Regions from separate parts of the Mus musculus genome. Here all the other regions are linked to region 1. Evidence: chromatin loops called from intact Hi-C (ENCODE). Cell type or tissue: left cerebral cortex. All regions are shown on one strand.

Region 1 (2,500 bases):
TCACAGTCATACCTAGAGGTGTATCTCCTGGGTGATTCTAAATTTGATCTAATTGACAATGAATATTAATTATTTCATTTTCCAAACATAGGCGGTCTCATGGATTTGAACTATCTCTTGCTACTCTTGGTAGCTAGTATAATTTACAGTTATACTGGAATATAATGGGTCCATATGATGAAGGCGTTGCTCCCTGTGTGGCACTATGGGGTGGAAGTAGAACCTTTTAGGGGTGGGGGAAGGGCCTAATGGAAGCGATTTTGCTGTTTTTAAGGCGAGGTCTTGGTGTGCAGCTCAAGCCACTTAATACTTGCTAGGTAGCCCAGGCTGGTCTTGAACACACAGCAGGTCTCTGTTCTCTTTGAGTGCTGGGACTGCAGGTGTGCACCAGAAGCTGCCTCCAGTGGCGGTGCTCAGGCCTCTTCAAAGAGGACAGTAGATGGCACCTCAGCCCCTTCCCCTTTCTTCTGCCTTTGCACCATAAGTGGATAGCTCTGCCCTACCACACGCTCCCCGCCATGAGAGGACTAGATGCAACAGACCCTAGAGCAATAGTAACCAATGCAGACCCCCAAACCTAAATATATCTTTGTAAATGGAGCTTTTCTTTCCTCTTTGTAAGTAGATCATCTCAGATATTTATGCTAGTGGCAGAAAGCTAACAGTGACCTCTGAGCCACAATGATACCATCCCCTTCTGTGAATCCTTGGACCAGGTGCATCTGATTGGATCTGGTCACAGAAGATACTTTGCGAAGTATTCGGATGAATCAACAACCGAGAATCACCGCCAGGAAGGAGGAACTGCCACACCTTCCTTTGTTTATGTTTCCTAGCTGTGGCCTACACAAACCCACATTCAGCCTGACAGAGAGCGGGATCGGTGCTTTCCGGAACCTACTGAAAAACTGGTATTATGATTATATTTTCATGTTCCAGACTTATTGAAATGGCTTTTAGTCCCTATGCTAAGGTCAAAGGTTTAATGGATGCTTAAAAAATCTATTATTTTTATTTCCTACATTTGAGTATTTGCCTGCACATGTGTATGTGTACCACGTGTATCGCTGATGATGGCAGAGTCCAGAAGAGGGTGTTGGATCCCCTGCAGCTGGAGTCACAGATGGTTGTGAGCCTCCTGATGTGAGTGCTGAGAACTGAACCCAGGTCCTCTGGAAGAGCAGCAAGTGCTCTTAACTACTGAGCACCTTATAGGTGTCTAATAATACTTTTTAATCACGTGACATTTTGCTCAAGTCTTCTTTAAACTAGTATGTTGGCTTATATTTACCCATTCTCAATTTTCTTAGTTTTCCAGGAAGGGAGAAAAACCCACTTTTAACATTTTAAATTTAAATTTAAATTTAAATTTTAACATTTAAATGAATACTAGCCTTCAAAGAAACTCTAATAATCACAAGGTAAGAGGTAAATATGGGGGTGAACAGCAACAGCGAGCAGTAGACAAGTAACTCAACACTAGAGGTCCCTCTCTTCTTAAGATCTAAAGGCCTGCCCTGTCTGGGATCTTAGCCAGCTTCAGTGGCTTCTGACTGGGAACAGAAAGTGAGGAGCAAAGGAAATCTGAACCAGAGAATTCTTTGTGGCATTGCAAATTAGATCTCAGGCAGCAGAGGCCTGCATCACTGAGTTCTGGCTCGCCCACAAAGTATTTGCTCCCCAACTCTCAGCCCCAGCTTCATTTTGTTCTATTTCTATCTGCTTCTTAATTTAGCCATGTGACTGCATTCAAACCCTTTTATCTCGTCCCCATCTGGAAGGCAATCTGGGTTGGTCCTGAATTTTTATTCCTGTGGAATAGAAGAGAGTGACAGAGTCCCCACTGCTCCTCCGAGGGTCACTGCGATGCCGAGGTGAACTGAGGGATTTCACAGATCAGGTGGCAAGGGCTCATGGCAGACAGGAAGAAGCTGACATTATTCACACGCAGCTAGCAAGTCAGAGAAATGAGGGCTTAGATGAGGGCTGTTGTTTTCCAGCAAGGGCCAGTGTCTGGCAGGCAAAGAACTAAGGAGACAGTCTCGTGAGAAGGCCAGAGCTTGCTTTTAAAACCGGGAAGACAATGGCGACCAATACTGGGAAGGAAATGGAAAGATCACATAGGAAAGGAAAGCTCTCTTCTTCGTCTTAGTAGTGTCACCTCCGGTGAAGAAGGGGACACCGAGGGTGACAGTCTCTTTGGAGGTCTCCATGATGCTCATGTTTTTCTTTTTAATGTTGTGTGAAATTTTAGCTTCATTGTGAAGTCTAGACAGAGCCTGGTCCTTTCTCTGTGTCTGTCTCCCAGAGGCTTCTGTTTTCTTCTACAGACACACATACCTCAGCATCCTTTGTGGCCTGGTGGTGGAGCTGGAAGCAGCATTGGACACTCTGTAGTGACCAGAAGTAGTGTGTGTGTGTGTGGTATTTGTGTGGTGTGTGTGGTATGTGTTTGTGTGGTGTGTGTGTGTGTGGGGGTGTGGTGTGTATGCTTGTGTGG
Region 2 (2,500 bases), 110 kb after region 1:
GAGCTCCGGGGTACTGGTTAGCTCATATTGTTGTTCCACCTATAGGGTCGCAGTTCCCTTTAGCTCCTTGGGTAATTTCTCTAGCTCCTCCATTGGGGGCCGTGTGACCCATCCAATAGCTGACTGTGATCATCCACTTCTGTGTTTGCTAGGCCCCGGCATAGTCTCACAAGAGAGAGCTATATCTGGGTCCTTTCAGCAAAATCTTGCTAGTGTATGCAATGGTGTCATCATTTGGAAGCTGATTATGGGATGGATCCCTGCATATGGCAATCACTAGATGGTCCATCCTTTCGTCACAGCTTCAAATTTTGTCTCTGTAACTCCTGGAAGAGCAGTCTTAACTGTTGGGCCATATAGTCCCTGATGGACACAATTTTTAAAAATCAAAAGCCATAAGAAAAACATTTGTCTTTGACAGGATAGATCCAAAACATTGTTTCAACAGGGCATCATCATAAAAGTTACTAAAGAGAAGTATGCATTTGCAGTATCAGGTTTATCAGAGCCGGTGTGCTTTCATATTGATGATGTGCATATGCACATTTCAAATTCTCAATAGCCACATGTGGTTAGTGACCTTTGAATGACAGAGCAAGAGTATATAGCCTGGTTCTCTATGTTCTCTTCTCTTTGACTATGGAGCTTAAATAATTCCACGTTTTGTAAATATGCAAACTGAGTCAGGAAGAGGACAGCTGGGGGAGGGGAGACTACAACAGATGACTTCCCAGAACCTACAGCATCTTTTGTCTTTTGTATTCACATCTTCTGTACCCAGGTGAGAGCTCTTTTCAGACCCAGACTGCCTCCCCCAAGCCCCTGGGGAAGTGGTAGCCTAACTCACAAGATGCCCTGTCTAGAGAAGGACCAGGGCAGTCTTTGCCCAGGATGCATACTGTGCTTTGCCTCTGATTTAAAATAGGATCAGTCTCAAATTCTTCCCCTGACAAATGAACACACTCACTTGTTCATGCAACCAGTCATTGATTTGGCAACATGCTACCCACTAGGTAGAGGCCATGCAAACAGACTCCAGAGAAAGAGCCCATGGGGAGGCAGACAGGCATCACAGCACTCAAGCAGTGTCTTAAGAGATTCCAGAAAAGCCTGTTCTGGTTTCAAGCAGTACTGAGACCATCAAGTGGGGAGCAACTAAAGAACAAACCTCTTTATGTAGCGATGCAGTGGGGAACCTTCTGGAATAGCACGGATTACTGAGAACCAGGCTCAAGCTCAGACATTCACTCATTTTTGTGGGGTAAATCGTTATCAAGCTTGCTTTAAGCACATAAACACATAGTAACAAGCAAGGGATAGTTTGCTTGTCAAAGGAGGTTGCCATCTAGAGGGGAAACACACTAAAATCTGTGCATTAAAATGACAAAATTCATTACAGACAATAGGAAGTAAAAACGAGATGAATGTAAAAGCAGAGAATGACGACATTGGAGAGCTTGCCTTCATTTTCTTTGAGATAGGGACTCAACGGAGCCTAGGCTGTTTTCAAACTCACAACCCTTCTGTGTTAGCTTCCTGAATGCTGGGATGACACCGGTGCACCCTCATGCCCAGCTAGAAAACTTTTTGGTCCTGCTGCATATTAATGAGCCATTCTGTTTTACTCATAGCAGAACAATCCTGCATGAATGACAGATGGCCAAAGCCAGACTGACCTTTCCACACACACATCCCAAAATGAATACTGACTGATCAGTCAGCAGGTGTTTTTTTTGGTGGTTTTGGGTCCCTGGCCCCTCCCCTACTTGTCGCTTTGAAGTATTTTTATAACATGCCATTTCCATGGTAACCATGCTCTTGAGCATCAAAGTTGTCTTTTCAGGGGAATTAAAAGGCTGCCGATGATGCCCAGGCTGTGGTGATTGTCACCACATGCCACACTGAACTGCAAAGGAGGCTGGGATACAAGGTCTAGTCCAGGATGATCAGGTGCCTAAAGAAATGTGTGTACCCAGGTAGGAGTGGGTATTGCGGCAAGTGTCAGGATTTCTTCTACTGTGTGGATCCCACACTTCACTTATCCAATCATCTATCAGTGGACATTTGAGTTGTTTTGCATCCTGGCTGCAGTGAGCCATGCTGTAGAAGTACTGACATGCAGATTCCTGGCTTTATGTGTCTTGGACCTATAGCAGAAATGAGATAGCCAGATCGCATTTATTGTTTAAATGCCATTGCAGAAGGATCAACCATGCAGAATGGTCGCCCCTGCTTCCTATTTTCACAGGCAGCTCACCACAGCCCAATGTTCCCACATCACCCTAAGTGTTGATAATTTCTGGATTTTGTTCAGTGTTTGTTTCTTCTGTTGCTTTGCTTTGGGTCAGCAGTCATTACAATGCATGTGAGGCAGTCTCCCACTGAGGCTTGGATTTGCATTTCCCAAAAGATTCACACGCTTGTCTCCGTACAGTTTCCTTAGAAGATGTCTATTACAGACCTTTGCTCATTCAAGTTCTGAAAGGAAAAAAGACTTAGA
Region 3 (2,500 bases), 300 kb after region 1:
GTAAGCAATATTACTCTTTGCAAAGCTTTTATTCTGGTGGAGTTCATCTATTTAAATTCATGACTGATCGTGGGAGGAAGGGTGTGGCCCTAGTACAATGAGAAGGGTCGTAAGCAATGACGTCACACTTTGAATGGTTTAGAGGTAGCTTTTAACTTGAATCCTTTATGATGTTAATTTATACTGTCTGTTATTCCTGGTGTTTCTGTCTGTCTCCCACTGTGCCCTGCTCATGCTCTTGCTCTTTTCCTCCCTGCCTTCTAAGGAAGACCTTAACTATAAGCCCTCCCGAGTAGCTATCCTTACCTTTGGCAAGTTCGCTCAGTGGTGAGCTCATGCTTAGCTATGCTTGCCAGCACCTCTGCTTCCGAATTCAAAGCTGCACTCACATGGAATAATGAAACCTTCTGCTAAGAGAGACTGACTGAGGTTAGTTGATAATTATTCTTCTCTGCCAACAAAGAGCACAAACACACAGGAGTTTCTAATGATTTCACAGCTAATTTGTATGCACCAAAAATAATTAACATCATGTAAATTTTCCTTGCCGGTTGAGTCTTTTTTGAATATTGAGAGATATGTCATTTTAAAATAATTTCATACTTCACTGATGGACTAGAATTGAGACATTGGATGCCTATGGCATACAGGTGCTGGTGGGCAAGTGCTCCTCAACAGAAGACAGGGATATCTAAACCGTCCAGAGTCAGTTACCATCCTTCAAGAGAGACAACAGTCTTAAGGCTGTTATCTACGGAAGCAAGTAACACTTTCTCAACATTCAACACAGAACCACAGTCCCTGTAGTAACACTGATGGGTTCGGACATAAAATCATTGGCATGAGAATTCCTTTTGAATTTGAAATAACAAGTACAGATGTGCTTGGATTTTCTCTACTATTAAAAGATGATGGACTGGAGAGATGGCTCAGTGGTTAAGAGCACTGACTACTCTTCTGAAGGTCCTGAGTTCAAATCCCAGCAACCGCATGGTCGCTCACAACCATTTGGTGCCCTATTCTGGGGTGTCTGAAGATAGCTACAGTGAACTTACATATAATAAATAAAGAAATCTTTTAAAAAAGGAAAAAGAAAGAAAAGAAAAGATGATGCAGATATAAGTATACCAATCCAGTTTTAAAGAAAACAGTGAAATTAGTTTAGTTATGATGGAAAACAAAATACCATTTCCTCAGAAAACTGAACACAGAAGTGTTGTATGATTCAGCCATTCCATTTCTGGATTTGTTTCTGAGTATAGATTCACAGATGAATGGATAAAGAATGCATCACACACACACACACACACACACACCACATACATATGACACATTCACACAAACACTTAACACACACATATCACACACACACATAACATACACTCACACACATACACACACATCATGGAGAGGGAGAGAACATAGAGAGGGCAGGGGGTGTTATTCATCCATGAGGAGGAAGAAAGCATATTCTGACACTGGAGGAAACTAAAGGTCTTTGTGTAAGTAAAATAATCCAGAAACACAGCTGCATGGGCTCTCTTGCACATGAAGTCACAACAAGCTGGCCTGCAAATAGAACACTGATTACTAAGAACTGGAAAGGATGCAGAGCAAGAACGACGGTTGGACATGATCAATACATATAATATGCACGCAGCATCCCGTTAATATGTATTAGCAAAATATTAATACTTAAAGTGTACTAATAACACCCAAGAGGAAAAGAACAGTGTTGAGTCTTCCCCAGATCACACCATGGAGGGTTAGCTCTGAAAGGCTGTAGGAAGAGTACAGCCCCACCCAGGATCTGCCATGAGGTATCTCACCTGACCCCCAGTCTTCTGTCTCCACAGTCTTTGAGGCAGTGAAACTAGGCTTCTATTTTCACTAAAGCCCCATGTTTGGCTCTTCTCCCACAACCTATGTACCCAGGAAGAAGTCATCCCATACCCATTTAGGACAAGTCCTGGCTCTAGTTCTCCCCAGAGTCCTGACTCAGTCCAGAAGAGGTAAGTCACCTCCCATCCAAAGGACAGCACATTTGATGACATGTCAGCTTCACTTTCATGCTTCCCAACTGTGGGCCTGTGTATGCACATGTGTCCCCTGTGCCCAAATCTTGGTGGACACCTGGGTAGGCACCATTGTCATCGCCTGTGAACTTTCTAATGGAGTTGAAATGTGAGATCATAGAATTTTCAAGAGGAAAACAAGTCAAAGCATTGTGTCCATCAGTCTTAGGGTCTTGTTGCCTTGAAGAGACACCATGATCACTGCAAGTCTTCTAAAGGAAAACATCTAACTGGGGCTGGCTTACAGTGTCAGAGGTTCAGTCCACGACCATCACAGAGGGAATGGATCATGAAGGTGTGCAGGCAGACATACTGCTGGAGAGTAGCTGATAGTTCTTAACATCTTGATCAGAAGGTAGTGGGTAGAGCTTGTGCATATTAGACCTCAAAGCCCACCTCCACCGTCACACACTTCCTCCAACAAG

The links. Hi-C counts contacts between places; a loop is a spot of excess contacts. Peaks named below come from ENCODE experiments on the same cell type or tissue, not always from the same donor. Only the 100,000 strongest peaks of a DNase experiment are listed, where the experiment ranks them.
Region 2: a loop joins it to region 1, with 2.4 times the contacts of the local background. A loop is called at or near these places in 4 of 42 quality-filtered maps.
Region 3: it touches region 1 in a loop (3-fold over the local background); 2 of 42 quality-filtered maps call a loop at or near these places.

What each region holds. Positions count from the first base shown.
Region 1 is chr2:3,814,718-3,817,217 of GRCm38, forward strand. It overlaps Gm36031 (a long non-coding RNA gene), which reads left to right. Exons shown (of 5, transcript XR_373951.3): 4 at 717-911. Among named protein-coding and RNA genes, the nearest start is that of Gm36031, 8.1 kb to the left of the region's middle. In left cerebral cortex, a CTCF peak has its summit at 1,484; DNase peaks (open chromatin) are centred at 1,134 and 1,622; H3K27ac peaks cover 1,117 bases.
Region 2 is chr2:3,923,566-3,926,065 of GRCm38, forward strand. No RefSeq gene overlaps it. Among named protein-coding and RNA genes, the nearest start is that of Gm52545, 110 kb to the right of the region's middle. In left cerebral cortex, a CTCF peak has its summit at 1,342 (motif pointing left); no DNase peak of the experiment used is centred here.
Region 3 is chr2:4,113,368-4,115,867 of GRCm38, forward strand. It overlaps a transcript of Frmd4a not described here. Among named protein-coding and RNA genes, the nearest start is that of 1700080N15Rik, 27 kb to the right of the region's middle. In left cerebral cortex, a CTCF peak has its summit at 1,032; a DNase peak (open chromatin) is centred at 341.